Linked DNA regions of Mus musculus: region 1 is linked to region 2. A link is a loop called in an ENCODE intact Hi-C map of the cell type or tissue named here. Cell type or tissue: left cerebral cortex. All regions are shown on one strand. Links, peaks and the distances in the headings refer to the core of each region. The heading gives the core; the rest is flanking DNA.

Region 1 (9,127 bases), core at 700-8,699, 190 kb after region 2:
GTGCGCAAATATCTTGTTTTTGGACCTCCTCCTGGTCGAAGAAGAAGGCCCAAAACAGGGCCTCTCTCAGAAGCTGTGTTGCTTTGGCAGTTCCCAGAAGCTGTCAGCTTCTGTGGTGCGGACTCTCACCTGTGCAGACTAAAATCCTAAGTTCCAGGGAGTCCTGGAACCAAGATGGTGACCGCTGCTCCTGAGGCTGAGGCCGCCTCCCGAGCCAGGCGGACACCTGTCCTCTGGTCCGGACGGTGGCCGGCTGTCTGCGGCCCGCCAAGGGTGCTGCCTCAGCGGCTCTGTGCTTCTGCCCGTCCCAGAAGCTGTCTGGTTCTCTGGCGCACCCTCTAACCTGTTCAGACTAATTTCCTAGGTCCCGCGGAGTCCCGGAACCCAGATGGCGACCGCTGCTGCTGAGGCTGAGGCTGCCTCCCAAGCCAGGCGGACACCTGTCCTCTGGTCCGGATGGTGGCCGGCTGTCTGCGGCCCGCCAAGGGTGCTGCCTCAGCGGCTCTGTGCTTCTGCCCGTCCCAGAAGCTGTCCGGTTCTCTGGCGCACCCTCTAACCTGTTCAGACTAATTTCCTAAGTTCTGCTGAGTCCCGGAACCCCCTTATTTTTTTTTTTAAACAGTTTGTTTGTGCGAATGTTTTCTGCATGGATACATGTTTGCTTCTAGAAGTGAGAAGAGGATGTTGGATGCCGTAGAACTGAAGATAGGGGTGATTCCTCTGCAAGAGCAGCAAGTGTTCGAACCCTGAAGTGTCTCTCCAGCCCACTTTCATTCCTTTGAGACAGAGTTCCTCACTGAAACTTGAGTTCTCTGATTGGCTAGATAGCTAGGCAGCAAGGACCAGGGATTCTTTGGTCTCTGTTGCCACAGTGCTGCGATTACACAGGTTATTCCCTACCCAGCTTGTTATATGAGTCTTGGGGATTGAATTTAGGTCTTCATGTTTGCACAGTAAGCACTTTGCCAATCAACTAGCGTTCTCTGTCTCTGTCTCTGTCTCTCTCTCTCTCTGTCTCTGTGTCTCTCTCCCACAGTTACTAGGTTTGTTTGTTTTTCTTTACAAATAATTGTAAGCCTAAGAGAACCTGCATAGAAACATGGCATCCTTCATTTAGCTTCTTTCAGTAGTAACATCTTATACAATTGGCACAATATTGAATGTTGTTTTTAAGCAAAATCCCAATCATTTGATGTTACCAAATGAACCCTGAAGACCCAGGTTCCAGATGCTATAATGAAAAATCTCAGAGATGCAGAACAAGCACCCAGCTGACCTTCCTCAACCGACATTCCAGAAAGAAAGAGCCAGCTCTCCTCCACATTGTCTCAGAAACCCTTCAAACTCAATGTCCTCCCTTTGTACTTCCTGTGAGCCTATCTGTTCTCCTATCTTCCTCTTACTCTCTATGGTGTTTTCCTATGTTCATTCTCTGTCAACTGGCTGCTTGCTCAGTCTCTTGACCTGTGGTTGACTTTATTTACTCCCTCTTACAGTAAAGAGAAAGCACTTAGGTTAAAGGTGTGCACTAGGAATAAGCCACACCACAAATAGAGCCAGATTTTTCCAGTACACAATCTCAGGGTCTGCAGTGTGATCAATATCCTGCTGCAAGAGCATGTGGATTTGTTTCCTCATGCACTTGTTTGTATGTCCAGCTTTGTGCAGGTTTATCACATGTTTTTCCCATAATCCCCACCACAATTACATTGTAGAAACTGTGCTGTCCTGGGTCTCCCCTCCAGCTTCAGTTCCAGCTCTGGCTCTCACACTGTTACCATGGCCTCAGCTTCGGCCTCAATATCCTCGATCCCTGGAGGGTTGAAGTGTCCCATTTGGGGATGGAAGCTAATCAATCCCTTCTCAGAACTAGGGGAATACTTCTTGACTGCAGTCCTCCATAGACATTCCAGTTGGCACCACCATTGAGATCCAAGTGTTCAAGCACATGAGCCAAATGAGGGTGTAGTTCACTTTCAAACCACAATAGGAGTACATGTACTCAGAGTTTATTAGATTTATCAGACTGGCTTACAGCCTGTGGTCTGGGTAGTCCAACATTGGCTGGCTCCTGGTGGAAAGACCGAGAATACAGTAGTTGTTCAGTACAAGACACTTAGTATCTCAGCAGTACACTCTGGTGTTGGAGACCTGGGGAATTCCTAGAGACATTCAAGTTTTCCCTCTACATTGGAATCCTGAAGAAGTAGGTCTAACACCAGGAAAGGAATGTCTTAGCAACAGGATAGATTCACTTAACACCAAGAATCAGAGTTAACAGGTAAAAAGTAATAGCTTTCTTATTCATTTCTTGATCCAATCAAGAAAACCCCATCCTGTCTGCCCAGCTCCTTAGGTTATATTTGATTCTAGATATGATGAAGCTCATGACCAAGATTCGCCCGGACAACAGAGGTTTATAAACATTATATTTTTTCCTACAACTAAATGTTATTTTCTTTCTACAAACTCCTCTTTGTCTTTTCAAAAAGGTCTCCCTTCTTCAGGGAGATGTTCTCTTATTCTTATAATGACAACTGGGTTTGTTTTCAAATATATTTCTTTTATACACATCTGATGTTATTAATATCCTTTTAGCCATTACTTATGTGACATATGGTAAAATTTTAACATAAAATGCTACCACTGATTTTTTTCAAGTATTATTAGACTTAACATTGATTGTTTTCTTCCAAGAATCATTCAGAAATCCACTTTGTCTGATTTACTTTTGCTTTAAGATTACAGACTCTCTAGAGTTTTTTCTATGTAAGTTTATGAGGACTTTTCATTTTGTTTTGCTAATATTGAAAAGAATAGTAGTATACTTGCTAGTTTTGTATCAATTTGACATAAGCTATAGTAATCAGGTAGGAGGGAGCCTCGGTTGAGGAAATGCCTCCAGGAGATGCAGCTGTAAAGCATTTTCTCACTTGGTGATCAATGGAGGTGGTCCAAGCCCATGGTGGGGGGTGCCATCCCTGGAATGGTGGTTCTTGGTTCCATAAGAAGGCACTTTGAGCACACCATGTAAAGCAGTCTAATAAGCAGCACCCCTCCATGGCCTCTGCATCAGTTCCTGCCTCCAGATTCCCTCTGTGTTTGTCTTCCTGCCCTGACTTCCTTTGGTGATGAATAGCAATATGGAAGTGTGAGCTGAATAATCCCTTTCCTCCTCAACTTTCTTTTGGTCATGGTGTTTCATCACATCAGTAGAAATTCTAACAAAGACAAGTATGTATTAGCAATACTTCATTGAGGTTGGTTAAGCCTTTTTTATAAGTGTGGTCAATTTTGTTAATGTGAGAGTAAAATGTATATATTTTATATTGGTTAATGTCAGGAGTCTCTTTCTATAGCTTATTCTTTTTGTCTGGGTGTTCTATATTTGACCCAGACACACTGAGTTGCACTACTATTTCTGTTCTCTCCCTCTTCCCCATCCCCCTCTTTCTTTGTCTCTGTCTCCCTCTCACCCCCACAGTGTGTGTGTGTGTGTGTGTGTGTGTGTGTGTGTAGCTTTAGAAATAGGTAACCCATAAAGGTAGAAAAGGGTAACCCAAAAGTCATGATAGTGTTTGTGATGTGTGCTGGTATTCCTGGAGGGTAGAAGAGGAAGGAAGATTCCAGGACTGAATGAAGTTCCAGGTCCTTATGAGCCTGATGTGTGTTCTGGGAATCAACACTGACCCCACCCGAGGAGGAGCCATCTCTCCAACCTCAGATGTACTGACTGCCGATGTGTCACGAATTCTCCTTTGATATTCTTCTTCACTGAATTGTAGGAATAATAATATTTTAAAAATCACAACACGGGGTTTGAACCGACTGGTTTTATGTCAACTTGACACAAGCTGGAGTTAGCACAGAGAAAGGAGCCATCCTTGAGCAAATGCCTCCATGAGATCCAGCTGTAAGACATTTTCTCAGTTAGTAATCATGGGGGGAGGGACCACTGTGAGTGGTGTCATCTCTGGGCTGGTAGTCTTGTGTTCTATAAGAGAGCAGGCTGAGCAAGCCAGGGGAAGCAAGCCAGTAAAGAACATCCCTCCATGGCCTTTGCATCAGCTCCTGCTTCCTGTCCTGCTTGATTTCCAGTCCTGACTTCCTTTGGTGATGAACAGCAATGTGGAAAGTGTAAGCTGAATAAACCCTTTCCTCCCCAACCTGTTTCTTGGTCATAATGTTTGTGCAGGAATAGAAACTCCATCTAAAACAGGGTTTCTTCCTGCCTTTGACCTTTTATGTTCCTGGATGAAAGACACACACAGCCTTTTATTTTTAAATATGCCTTAGGCAGCAGCAACTATCCACCCTCCACGTTGTTATAATCTACTTTACTACTCATAATGTGGAGTTAATACTTTAAAATTTCCGTGTTCCATCTTGGCTGCTCTTAACTGCAGTTGGCCAGCCCACATGGACATGTTTTTATGGCACAGCTCTCCTCCCTCTTGCTTATTCGTCTTCTTCCATGGTGGCTGCTTTCTGCATCTCCTTCCTCTTCCTCATGGCCCTAGCAGAGGACCAAAACCCTGCCTGTGTCCCTTCTCCCCGGTTACTGCCTGCTGACTTGTTTACTTATCAGTCAGAATTAACTGGGTGCACAGTTCCTCAGTGTGTTACCTGCAGACTCTCTACTCTCTGTGGCTAACAGATTCGAGGGAAGCAGTCAACTATGCATGATATCAAAGGAACTGAAGTTTAGTTGTTTTTTTTAAAACAATAGAAACCAGAAAGTTGAATCCACAACCTAACACGGAGATGAACAGTGTTTTGTTGTTTTTATTAACATGAACTTCTGTCTCATTTCTTAGATTAAATTAGAGTATGAAGGAAACTCATTTGTGTCATGGAAAATACCAGAAAGCTGTAAAGTTGAAAACAATACGTAAGTATGTTTGTTGCTGTTGTTTTGTCTTATATATACGTCCATTTGTTCCTACATTACAAAAATGACATTCATTCACATAATGTTCTGACTTCAGTAAATTTCCTTCCACTAAACCTATGTGCAAAGAAAGGCTAGCTTAAGGAAAGCAGAAGGAAAAAGCCCTAGGGAGGTTTGAATAAAAATAGTCCCCACCCCCACACTGCTCTCCAATAGGCTCTACATTTGCCTGTTGAGTCCCCAGCTGACTGGTTGGAAGGATTAGGAGGTATTCAAGATATTCCTTGTTGGAATAGGTGTGTCCTTACTGAAGGAGGTGTGTCACTTGGGGTGGGCCTTCAAGTTTCAAAAGCTCATGCCTGGCAGAAGTGTCTCTCCTGGCCTGCTGTTCATGGATCAGAATACACAGCTCTCAGCTACTGATTCAGTGCCTGTCTGTTGCTCACCGTGATAGTAGACTAAGCCTTTGAAACTATGAGCATACCCCAACTAAAAGCTTTCTTTTATACTGAATTGTCTTTGGTCCGGGCATCTCTTCACATCAATGGAACAGCATCTTAGACAGTTGCTATATTAGAGGGTTTTTTTTTTTCTTGTTTTCTCTTTCTAGCACTCAGTTGAATTGCCTAAGCTTAAAAGTTGTGGGTGGATTTTTAATCACCCTCATATACATTTGTAACTTCTTCCTCTTCTTTGCCATTTCTGAACACTAGATCACCCAAGACAACACTACACTGCAAAAGGGCTGGAATTCACACGATAGAGCCAATTGCCAGAAACCAAGTAAGTTGATTTCAGTGATATTTCATTGAATCTTGAAAAGCCATCACAAGTACAGTTTGGGCTCTTTTGGGATAACAAAAGGCTTACATATTGAAAGGAAAAAGAGAAAAGAGACCACAGTAGCATTCTCCTTCAGCTCTCCTGTCATAAATTGCTTTAAACAATTTTAGTCGGAAATAAAAAGAAGACCTATTTGAAAGTTTCTGCCTGTCTGTCACTATTTTTCATATCAATATAAATTGTGAAATGATATCTGATTTTTACTTCAGTTTCCATTTTTAATTGTTTGCTTCCCTCCCTCCCTCCCTCCCTCCCTCCCTCCCTCCCTCCCTCCCTCTCTCCCTCCCTTCCTCCTTCACTCACTCATTCGTTTTGCTGAGGGTTAGATACCAGGCCATGCACATGCTTGGAAATGTTGCATCATTTAGCTAGCACCCAAATCCTTACTACTTAGCTTCTTCATTCTCTAGTCTGCTAGAGTCTGTTAATGGTACACTTGGATGAGTAAGTCTCAGTTACACATGGTGATGGCAATGGGAAACCAAAGGCAAACTCCATACTTAGACTTTCCTCCACTTATTTTCCTTTAATTCAAGAAAACACATGAACGCAGATGATTTTTGCTGGGCATGGTGGTGCACGCCTTTAATCCCAGTACTCGGGAGGCAGAGGCAGGTGGATTTCTGAGTTCGAGGCCAGCCTACAAAGTGAGTTCCAGGACAGCCGGGGCTATACAGAGAAACCCTGTCTTGAAAAACCAAAGAAAAAGAAAAGAAAGTGACAATGAGTCTGCTGGTGTGTGAAACAGACAGAGACTTGTGACTACCTAAAGCATCTCCACACATTGTCAACATTCTCCGTCCCCTGGGCCCTTGAGAACTGCTGAGCCAGATGAGTGATAAGAGTTGAGTGTGAAAAAGAGAGAAAGACATGATAGAGGCAGTGAGGAGGGCAAGTTGCCTGACTTGCCACTTAGTTTAGTACATACAGAGGAGCTGAGGAGTTAAACAACTGCTGCAGTAAAAATCTGTTAATAAATCCTGACGTGGGGTATCTTCTCGCATTTGAACATTTCTGTTCCCAGATGAAAGTATACACACATTCTTGATATTTCTGTTTTTTAACATGCCTTAGGAAGCACACTAGCTGGGCAACTGCCTACCCTTCATGCTGTTAGAATGTATTCGCCTGTTGATAACCCCAAGCTGTTGCTCATTATTTCTGTGTGTCACCTCTCCCTCTCCCCCTGCCCCTCCCCCCTCTCCCTCTCCCCCTGCCCCTCCCCCCTCTCCCCCTGCCCCTCCCCCCTCTCCCTCTCCCTCTCCCTCTCCTTCTCCCTCCCTCTCCCTCATGGTTCTCAAGCCCAGGAATCTAGATCCCACCTATCTCTCTTGTGCCCAGCTACTGGCTGCCAGTATATTTATTCACCAATCAGGATTAACTTGGGGGCAGGGTCCCAGAGGCTACTTGCAGACACCATATTTTGGAGGCCAGCACTTAGCATTACAGTAAACAGTAAAAGACAAAAACCTCAAGAACCTTCTGTAGGTGTGGTATTAATTCTAGTCTGAAATCTAGTTCGCTTTATTCTTAGGTAAGAAACAGCCCTCTGTGACATTTAGGCTCATGCCGATATCTGAATCTATTTCAAATATTACATAATTTTTCATTTGTATTTTCTCTTCCATCCAGGAAGTGGAACGGCATCTGACTGTGGATAATTCTTATATTTGCTACTTGTGGTATTTCACAGTTGTGTAAGTGGAACATAATATAAATATAATTAAGGTTTTCAGAGTATTTAGCTCTTGCTTAAAAGAAAATCAATCACAAAGCTGCATGATCTACATCATGGTTTGCGTACATACATCTATTCACCAACCAAGATATTCTCGAATGTATTGTCAAAGTTGTGTTGAGTTAGAAGTTTTAAAAATATCAACTACAATTTGAGGACTCACTGAAGGTTCATATCTGTCTGTTTTTTTCTCGTTTTTCTTTTTCTATTTTTAGTTTTATGTTCCTTGGTACTTTGCTTGCATATATGTCTGTGTGAGGGAGCACTCCTGGAACTGGAGTATCTGACAGGTATGAGCTGCCGTGTGGGTGCTGGAATTGAGCTCGGGTTGTTTGAGAGAGCAGCCAGTGCTCTTAACCACTGAGCCATCTCTCCAGCCCCCTCAGTCTGTTTTTATACAGGATCTCCCTGTAAACCTCAGGCTAGCCTGAACTTAGCTTATAGACCAGGATGGTCTCCATCCTGTGATTATCCTTTTGCATCTCCTTCTAGAGGGATGTGACCATGAAGTGTCCAGTGATGTCCAGCTTCAGCTTTATACACATATTCTTTCTCTCAGTCTTCATAATGATGATAGGCATGTAAGAACCATTATTCTTATTTAATAGATAAGGATGGTATGATTGGGTGGGTTGAATATGAGATCCAAACTGCAAAGGTGCTGGAAGACAACACTAGACTTGACCTTTCAGACCATGGCTATCATCTATTTTTTTCCCACATTTTTTATTAGATATTTTCTTCATTTACATTTCAAATGCTATTCCAAAAGTTCCCTATACCCTCTCCCTGCACAGCTCCCCTACACACTCACTCCTACTTCTTGGCCCTGGAGTTTCCCTGTCCTGGGGCATATAAAGTTTGCTAGACCACGGGGCCTCTCTTCCCAGTGATGGCCGACTAGGCCATCTTCTGCTACATATGCAGCTATAGACACGAGCTCTGGGAGTACTGGTTAGTTCATATTGTTGTTCCACCTATAGGGTTGCAGACCCCTTGAGCTCTTAGGTACTTTCTCTAGCTCCTATATTGGGGGACCTGTGTTCCATTCTATAGATGGCTGCGAGCATCCACTTCTGAATTTTTCAGGCACTGGCAAAGCCTCACAGGAGACAGCTATATCAGCAAAATCTTGCTGGTGTATGCAATAGTGTCTGCATTTGGTGGCTGATTATGGGATGGACCCCTGGGTGGGGCAGTCTCTGGATGGTCCATCCCTTTGTCTTAGCTCAAACTTCTACAACTTCTTCCATGGATATTTTATTCCCTATTCTAGGGAGGAATGAAGTATCCACATGTTGGTCTTCCTTCTTGATTTTCTTGTGTTTTGGAAGTTGTATCTTGGGTATTCTAAGTTTCTGGGCTAATATCCACTTATCAATGAGTGCATATCAAGTGACTTCTTTTGTGATTGGGTTACCTCACTCAGGATGATATTCTCCAGATACATCCATTTGCCCAAGAATTTCACAAACTCATTGTTTTTAATAGCTGAGTAGTATTCCATCATGTAAATGTACCACATTTTCTGTATCCATTCCTCTGTTGAGGGCCATCTGGGTTCTTTCCAGCTTCTGGCTATTATAAATAGGGCTGCTATGAACATAGTGGAGTATGTGTCTTTATTACCAGTTGGAACATCTTCTGGGTATATG
Region 2 (9,127 bases), core at 863-8,862:
TCACAGATAATTGGAGAGCATTCTTTACACAGCATAGACAGGAGATTCTTTAATAATCATGGCCATGCCCCTGTTGTCACTGCAACCAGATCTCAGGGTTCAGAAATGAGCATCTGAATGCAGAGTGCAAAAGATGATCCTGCAGCAACTTCACTGCCACGAACTGGACTCATTCAGTCCCTCAACCCTCAGGAGAATTCAGGTTCCTGGTACCCAAGTGGTCAAGGAGTTGGCAAATGACAAACAGACACAGACACAAGGGAGTGCTGTATCTGAATGTAATTTCTCAAAAGCAAGCATCAGACTTATAATACAGAAGAAAAACAAAGAAGTTAGGCAATACATCAGCCAAAGTACATCGAGATGCATAATGGCTCTTTACACAAAACAGATAAAATGCATACATAAAATCGAGAAGGAACCAGGCAGTGTTTACAACTGAGATAAGATCAGCCTTATCTAAAGTCAGCTAGCTATTCTCAGGAGACAGGTGAAAGGGCTAATAAACCCAGGTGCAATTCTATTGTATTGTTTAACATACCAACAGGGTTCCCTTAGGAAATACCTAATTATGCTATTCCTCTGGACCTAGTGAAAAACATGCCCAGGGAAGTTCCATTCTGCCAACCTTTTCATGAATAATACAATACTCTAGTTCCTCCTTAAACCACAACCCACCTTCTTTCTACTATTATGTAATGTAGGCTGCCATTCATGTCTGTAATGAGAATTCTAAGTTTACTATGTTGAACTAGCCTTGAGATTTCTAGCTCCTACCCAGCAAACTGCAATGCCTCATTTCTTTCACTATCAACTCTGGAGGCATTTCGTCTGAAAGAGTAACATCCTTAAGAAATTCCAAGCCCAGGGTCATCTCAACACTGACTAGGATACTGGTGGATGCCAGCAAGCAATGTTCAATTTAACTTAGTTATTTGTCAGATCATTCCTTAGGGGAACCTATAATAAAACAATACTGAAGGTAAGCACGCAAAACTCTCAGAGACAAATCTGAAACACATCTGTGTTAGGGAATGCCAAAGATCTTCCAGGTGACCAGTTTCCGTGAAACTTTTTGCCTCCGCACTGCGGCCAAGATTTTGGACTTGTCACAGAGATTCCACTGGAGTGGGTGTGGCATTTCCTCCCTTTTTATTTTTAGACAAAGTTCCAGAACATCCCACCTCTTCGTGGCTAGGGAATCTCAGAAGAACGCTGAAGATAAGTGGAAACAACAATTACTAATAAACTAATGCCAATAATAATAACAAGCAAGATTATATATTGAACCCAATCCAAGGGATTCAATGCACTAAGATTATTTTTTAAATCGCTGGCTAATTCATCATTGTTCCAAGTACCCAAATGACTTCTGCTAATATCTGAAATTTCTGCCTTCAATTGCTCCATATAATGTGAAATATTTGAATCTTTTCACACTCCCTGCAAATGAGCCTTAGTCTTTTCCCAATCAATGGTTGCATTATAAGGTAATGGCGTGACACAAAAATATTGAAATGAAGCATGACATTTGGTAGCTAACCTAACCTTAATATTTGCTCTATCCTGTCCCACTGCTAAAACTACTTCTTCTAAAGCATTAGCCTTTGCCTCCAGTTTCTTATCATGTCTGACTTAAAAGTTTAGGAGTGGACATATTCCAATGGCAATTTATATGCAGGGTAGATGTGAAATAGATCATCAAACAGATGGGAAGGCAGAAAAATATTAAGATGTTTTATATAGAAGTTAGGTCTGGTTCTACCTCCCAGGCCCATGCTCCCAGAATTAAGACTCAGACTCAAAATATATTTACTGATACCTTGTCCATATAGCTAGGCTCTTCTCTGACTAGATCATAACTTAGATTAACCCATTTATTCTGATTTACATTCTACCATGTGTCTGGTTACCTGTGCTCAGGTGCCATGTGTTCAGCTCATCACATTTTCCCAAGCAAATCTTCCACTCTGCCTCATCTCACCTTGCTCTATCCCAGAATTCTTTCTACCCCCTGGATGTTCCCCCTATTTCATGCCTAAGCCATAGGCCATGAGATTTATTACTGACAGGTGTTACTTGTGAGCTTTTAAAAATACATTTCAAATTGAGATGGATACATCAGATTTCAAGGAGTTATTTAAAAGAATGTAAAAATACCTTGCTGATCATTATTTTACAGCAATTACATTTGGGGTTGAATATATTATGAAAGTGAATTTTATCCTTCTTTGTGATTTCTTGACAACGTTTAATGAATTACATGTACACAGTGGCTTATGTCATATTTCTTGTCCACAATTCCTCTCGAGATGGGTGAGTTATGTTGAAATTAAGTTATCCTTGGTAATGAATAATATAAAAATGATCATAAACAAGGACTTAAGAGTTATATTTTTCATGTGCTAAGATGAAAACTAATGGTTTCTGAAACTCCAGTCTTTGGTTTTTTAAATTCTAGCTGAGTTCATTACATGAAAGAAAGAGTCAAGCGTAATATAACCAGTGGCATTTGTTCTACCAAATTTATGTAACGAGTATGGCAAGTGGGTGTCTGAAATTCAAGCACTCGGGGGTGAGGCAGTTGGTTTACCAGGAATTTGAGGCTAACCTGGACTACGTCATGATTGCCAGACTCGTCAGGGCCACGTAGTGAGATTCTGTTTCAAATACCAAAATGAATAAGGAAGGGGACTTACTTCTCATGCCATTTTAATGTCTGCTGAACTCAGCAAGCCCTGACCAGCCAGACTAATGGCTAGCAATCTCTGACTTTTTTTTTTTTTTTTTTTTTTTTAAGCTCTAGGTTTACTTCCCATGGAGGGCAGAGCTCTTGGAAGCCTGGGCATGTCCTAACCATGTGTAGAGTCTCTCATATGTCAAGGAGAAACTGCTGTTAATATTCACATCCTGCCTTTTTTTTTTCTACAGGTACTACATAAATAGCCAAGACTATTCCATTTTTAGTACCAGGAGTTCTGTAAGTATCAAGTATCTTTAAAAAGATTAGTATTTCCTAAGAGTTAGTCATACTTGGCTTTTTATCTCTGTTTACTAGATACTTAACCCTGCATCTTCTTTTTCCTCTCATTATTACCCTTCTATTGTTACCCCCTCTGATACATGCCCTTAAGTATGTACATAGTGTCACCCATGTGGAGTGGATCTGGAATTCTGATTCACAGTAAGGTGAGGGAATGAAGAAAGGACAAACACATTTGGTGAAGCTAGGGGTTGGGTGGGTTGTACACTCAAATGGAGTCACATCTACTAATGTACCAACCTCGCACCTGACGTGTTCATTATGCACAACACAGGAGAAGGGTTTCTAGTCTGGTTAGGAGATCTCTGTAGGTCAGCAGCCTCAGGCTGTAAACAAGAGAGGAGGAAGCTGCAGTTAGTTGCCATGCTTTTCACACAGTGATTAATTACCTGTGAACACTCACATAGACCAGAGGAAGACCATTTTGCCAGCTATGAGCCTTACTCGTATGGAGACAAGCTCTGCTAATTGCCTGCGCTTCAAATACCCTGGTTTTTGTCATGACTGTGCCCATTTCTGCAGTGCACAATCAGTAGGGGCTTTCTATGTTCCCTACAATGTAGAACAACAACAACAAAAGAAGGGACTATTTTATGTGTTTATATTGCCTAATTATTGAGAAGAAAATAGTAACTGTCATTCAACAATTATAAGTTTACAACAGATATAAATTCTTCTCAGGGATAAACCTCAGTCTCTGTATTACTTTTAAAAATGTTTAACACCATATCTCCTTCATTTCTCTCTTTTTAAAAAACTTTATGAGTATATGAGTATTTATCTGCATATAACTATGTGTACCACCTGTGCAGTAGCCTTGGAAGCCAGAAGAAGGCTTTGGGACTGAAAGCTGGAGTCACAGGCAGTTAATTGTGAGCTGTCATAAGGATGCAGAGGATCCAACCTGGGTCTTCTGCAAGAGCATCTAAGGCTCTTAATGGCTGAGCCATCTCTCTAGCCCCATAGTTGATTTCTCTTAATGCTGTCTACTTAGAGTGATAATGTATTAATTCAAGTGTATTTAGGTGCCCCCTGCTGATGGACATATAGCTTCTTACAACCACGAACAACTCTGTGAGGAATGCTCTTCTCCATGGATCTCTGCAGGCTTTTTGTTTGTGGAGGTTTTGTTGTTTTTGTTTGTTTTGTTTTTTCTTTATATAGCCAAGAGCAGAGTTAATGGATTACAGAGACTCTATAAGACACTTCTCAAAATGACAATTAAGCTTATACTCTCACCTAGTGTAGATCTTTGACAAAAATAGGTATTATTAGATTTTCTATGTTTTTTAACCAATCTATTACTAGATCAACATTGGTTGTCTTCTGCAATCATGCTACACCTTTTTTTTTTTTTTTTTAACAATTTGTTTGTGCGAATGTTTTCTACATGGATACATGTTTGCCTCTAGAAGTGAGAAGAGGATGTTGGATGCCGTAAAACTGAAGTTAGGGATGATTCCTCTGCAAGAGCAGCAAGTGTTCGAACCCTGAAGTGTCTCTCCAGCCCACTTTCATTCCTTTGAGACAGAGTCCCTTACTGAAACTTGAGTTCTCATATTGGCTACATAGCTAGGCAGCAAGGATCAGGGATTCTTTGGTCTCTGTTGCCACAGTGCTGAGATTACACAGATTGGTTCCCTACCCAGCTTGTTATATGACTCTTGGGGATTAAATTTAGGTCTTCATGTTTGCACAGTAAGCACTTTGCCAATCAACTAGCATTCTCTGTCTCTGTGTCTCTCTCCCACAGTTAATAGATTTATTTGTTTTTCTTTACAAATAATTGTAAGCCTAAGAGAACCTGCATAGAAACATGGCATCCTTCATTTAGCTTCTTTCAGTAGTAACATCTTATACAATTGGCACAATATTGAATGTTGTTTTTAAGCAAAATCCCAATCATTTGATGTTACCAAATGAACCCTGAAGACCCAGGTTCCAAATGCTATAATGAAAATCTCAGAGAGGCAGAACAAGCACCCAGCTGACCTTCCTCAACCGACATTCCAGAAGGAGAGAGCCAGTTCTCCTCCACACTGTCTCAGAAACCCTTCAAACTCAATGTCCTTCTTTTCTACTTCCTGTGCGCCTCTCTATCTGTTCTCCTATCTTCCTCTTACTCTCTATGGTGTTTTCCTATGTTCATTCTCTGTCAACTGGCTGCTTGCTCAGTCTCTTGACCTGTGGTTGACTTTATTTACTCCCTCTTACAATAAAAAGAAAGCACTTAGGTTAAAGGCATGTGCTAGGACTGAGCCACACCACAACTAGAGCCAGATTTTTCCAGTACACAATCTCAGGGTCTGCAGTGTGATCAATATCCTGCTGCAAGAGCATGTGGATTTGTTTTTTCATGCACTTGTTTGTATGTCCAGCTCGGTGTAGGTTTATCACATGTTTTTCCCATAATCCCCACCACAATTACATTGTAGAAAGTGTGCTGTCCTGGGACTCCCCTCCAGCTTCAGTTCCAGCTCTGGCTCTCACACTGTTACCATGGCCTCGGCCTCAATGTCCTCGATCCCTGGAGGGTTGAAGTGTCCCATTTGTGGATGGAAGCTAATCAATCCCTTCTCAGAACTAGGGGAATACTTCTTGACTGCAGTCTTCCATAGACGTTCCAGTTGGCACCACCATTGAGATCCAAGTGTTCAAGCACATGAGCCAAATGAGGGTGTAGTTCGCTTTCAAACCACAATAGGAGTACATGTACTCAGAGTTTATTAGATTTATCAGACTGGCTTACAGCCTGTGGTCTGGGTAGTCCAACATTGGCTGGCTCCTGGTGGAAAGACCGAGAATACAGTAGTTGTTCAGTACAAGACACTCAGTATCTCAGCAGTACACTCTGGTGTTGGAGACCTGGGGAATTCCTAGAGACATTCAAGTTTTCCCTCTACATTGGAATCCTGAAGAAGTCGGTCTAACACCAGGAAAGGAATGTCTTAGCAACAGGATAGATTCACTTAACACCAAGAATCAGAGTTAACAGGTAAAAAGTAATAGCTTTCTTATTCATTTCTTGATCCAATCAAGAAAACCCCATCCTGTCTACCCAGCTCCTTAGGTTATATTTGATTCTAGATATGATGAAGTTCATGACCAAGATTTGCCAGGACAACAGAGGTTTATAAGCATTATATTTTTTTCCTACAACTAAATGCTATTTTCTTTCTACAAACTCCTCTTTGTCTTTTCAAAAATAATCTCCCTTCTTCTGGGGGAATGTTCTCTTATTCTTATAATGACAACTGGGTTTGTTTTCAAATATATTTCTTTTACAAACATCTAATGTTATAAATATCCTTTTAGCCATTACTTATGTGATATATGGTAAAATTTGATAACATAAAATGCTATCACTGATTTTTTCAAGTATTATTAGAATTACATTGATTGTTTTCTTTTAAGAATCATTCAGAAATCCACTTTTCTGATTTATTTTTGCTTTAAGATTACAGATTCTCTAGAGGTTTTTTCTATGTAAGTTTATGAGGACCTTTCATTTTGTTTTGTTAATATTGAAAAGAATAGTAGTATACTCGATAGTTTTGTATCAACTTGACATAAGCTATAGTAATCAGGTAGGAGGGTGCCTCAGTTGAGGAAATGCCTCCAGGAGATGCAGCTGTAAAGCATTTTCTCACTTGGTGATCAATGGAGGTGGTCCAAGCCCATGGTGGGGGGTGCCATCCCTGGAATGGTGGTTCTTGGTTCCATAAGAAGGCACTCTGAGCACGCCATGTAAAGCAGTCTAGTAAGCAGCACCCCTCCATGGCCTCTGCATCAGTTCCTGCCTCCAGATTCCCTCTGTGTTTGTCTTCCTGCCCTGACTTCCTTTGGTGATGAATAGCAATATGGAAGTGTGAGCTAAATAATCCCTTTCCTTCTCAACTTCCTTTTGGTCATGGTGTTTCATCACACCAGTAGAAATCCTAACAAAGACAAGTATGTATTAGCAATACTTCATTGATTTTTGTTAAGACTTTTTTATAAGTGTGGTCAATTTTGCTAAATGTGAGAGTAAAATGTATATATTTTATATTGGTTAATTTTAGGAGTCTTTTTCTATAGCTTATTCTTTTTGTCTGGGTGTTCTATATTTGACCCAGACACACTGGGTTGCACTACTATTCCCGTTCTCTTCCTCTTCCCTACCCCCATCTCTCTTTGTATTTCTCTCTCCCTTTCACCACCTCAGTGTGTGTGTCTGTAGCTTTAGAAATAGGTAACCCATAAAGGTAGAAAAGGGTAACCCATAAGTCATGATAGTGTTTGTAGTGTGTGCTGGTATTCCTGGAGGGTAGAAGAGGAAGGAAGATTCCAGGAACTGAATGAAGTTCCAGGTCCTTATGAGCCTGATGTGTGTGCTGGGAATCAACACTGCCTCTACCCCAGGAGGAGCCATCTCTCCAACCTCAGATGTACAGACTGCCGGTGTGTAACAAGTTCTCCTTTGATGTTCTTCTTTACTGAATTGTAGGAATAATAATGTTTTAAAAAACATGGGGTTTGAACCGACTGGTTTTGTGTCAATTGACACAAGCTGGAGTTATCACAGAGAAAGGAGCCATCCTTGAGCAAATGCCTCCATGAGATCCAACTGTAAGACATTTTCTCAGTTAGTAATCATCGGGGGAGGGACCACTGTGAGTGGTGTCATCCCTGGGCTTGTAGTCTTGGGTTCTAAAAGAGAGCAGGCTGAGCAAGCCAGGGGAAGCAAGCCAGTAAAGAACATCCCTCCATGGCCTTTACATCAGCTCCTGTTTCTTGGCCTACTTCAGTTCCAGTCCTGACTTCCTTTGGTGACGAACAGCAATGTGGAATGTGTAAGCTGAATAAACCCTTTCCTCCCCAACCTGTTTCTTGGTCATAATGTTTGTGCAGGAATAGAAATCCTGACTAAAACAGGGTTTCTTCCTGCCTTTGACCTTTTATGTTCCTGGATGAAAGACACACACAGCCTTTTATTTTTAAATATGCCTTAGGCAGCAGCAACTATCCACCCTCCATGTTGTTATTATCTACTTTACTACCCATAATGTGGAGTTAATACTTAAAAATTTCTATGTTCCATCTCGGCTGCTCTTAACTGCAGTTGGCCAACCCACATGGACATGTTTTTATGGCACAGCTCTCCTCCCTCCTGCTTATTCATCTTCTTCCATGGTGGCTGCTTTCTGCTTCTCCTTCCTCTTCCTCATGGCCCCAAGCAGAGGACCAAAACCCTGCCTGTGTCCCTTCTCCCCAACTATTGCCTGCTGACATGTTTAATCAGAATTACCTGGGTGCACACTTCCTCAGTGTGTGACCTGCAGACTCTCTCCTCTCTGTGGCAAACAGATTCGAGGGAAGCAGTCAACTATGCATGATATCCAAGGAACTGAAGTTTAGTTGTTTTTTTTTTAAGGCAATAGAAACCAGAAAGTTGAATCCACAGCCTAACATGGAGATGAACAGTGTTTTGTTGTTTTTATTAACATGAACTTTCATCTCATTTCTTAGATTAAATTAGAGTATGAAGGAAACTCATTTGTATCATGGAAAATACCAGAAAGCTGTAAAGTTGAAAACACTACGTAAGTAAGTTTGTTGCTGTTGTTTTGTCTTATATATACATCCATTTGTTCCTACATTATAAAAATGGCATTCATTCACATAATGTAGATGTTCTGACTTCAGTAAATTTCCTTCCACTAAACCTATGTGCAAAGAAAGGCTAGCTCAAGGAAAGCAGAAGGAAAAAGCCCCAGGGGGGTTTGAATAAAAATAGTCCCCACCCCCACCCTGCTTGCTCTCCAATAGGCTCTACATTTGCCTGTTGAGTCCCCAGCTGACTGGTTGGAAGGATTAGTAGGTATTCAAGATATTCCTTGTTGGAATAGGTGTGTCCTTACTGAAGGAGGTGTGTCACTTGGGGTGGGCCTTCAAGTTTCAAAACTCATGCCTGGCAGAAGTGTCTCTCCTGGCCTGCTGTTCATGGATCAGAATACACAGCTCTCAGCTACTGATTCAGTGCCTGTCTGTTGCTCACCATGATAGTAGACTAAACCTTTGAAACTATGAGCATACCCCAACTAA

The links. Peaks named below come from ENCODE experiments on the same cell type or tissue, not always from the same donor. Only the 100,000 strongest peaks of a DNase experiment are listed, where the experiment ranks them.
Region 1: it touches region 2 in a loop (5-fold over the local background); 7 of 42 quality-filtered maps call a loop at or near these places.

Annotation. Positions count from the first base shown.
Region 1 is chr1:178,010,311-178,019,437 of GRCm38, forward strand. Catspere2 (cation channel sperm associated auxiliary subunit epsilon 2) reads left to right here. Exons shown (of 23, transcript NM_001368822.1): 3 at 4,818-4,891; 4 at 5,605-5,674; 5 at 7,367-7,431. Among named protein-coding and RNA genes, the nearest start is that of Gm25312, 13 kb to the right of the region's middle. In left cerebral cortex, for the core only: no CTCF peak of the experiment used is centred there; a DNase peak (open chromatin) is centred at 5,245.
Region 2 is chr1:177,816,768-177,825,894 of GRCm38, forward strand. It overlaps Catspere1 (cation channel sperm associated auxiliary subunit epsilon 1), which reads left to right. Exons shown (of 22, transcript NM_001368823.1): 2 at 2,932-2,980; 3 at 8,552-8,625. Among named protein-coding and RNA genes, the nearest start is that of Catspere1, 13 kb to the left of the region's middle. In left cerebral cortex, for the core only: no CTCF peak of the experiment used is centred there; no DNase peak of the experiment used is centred there.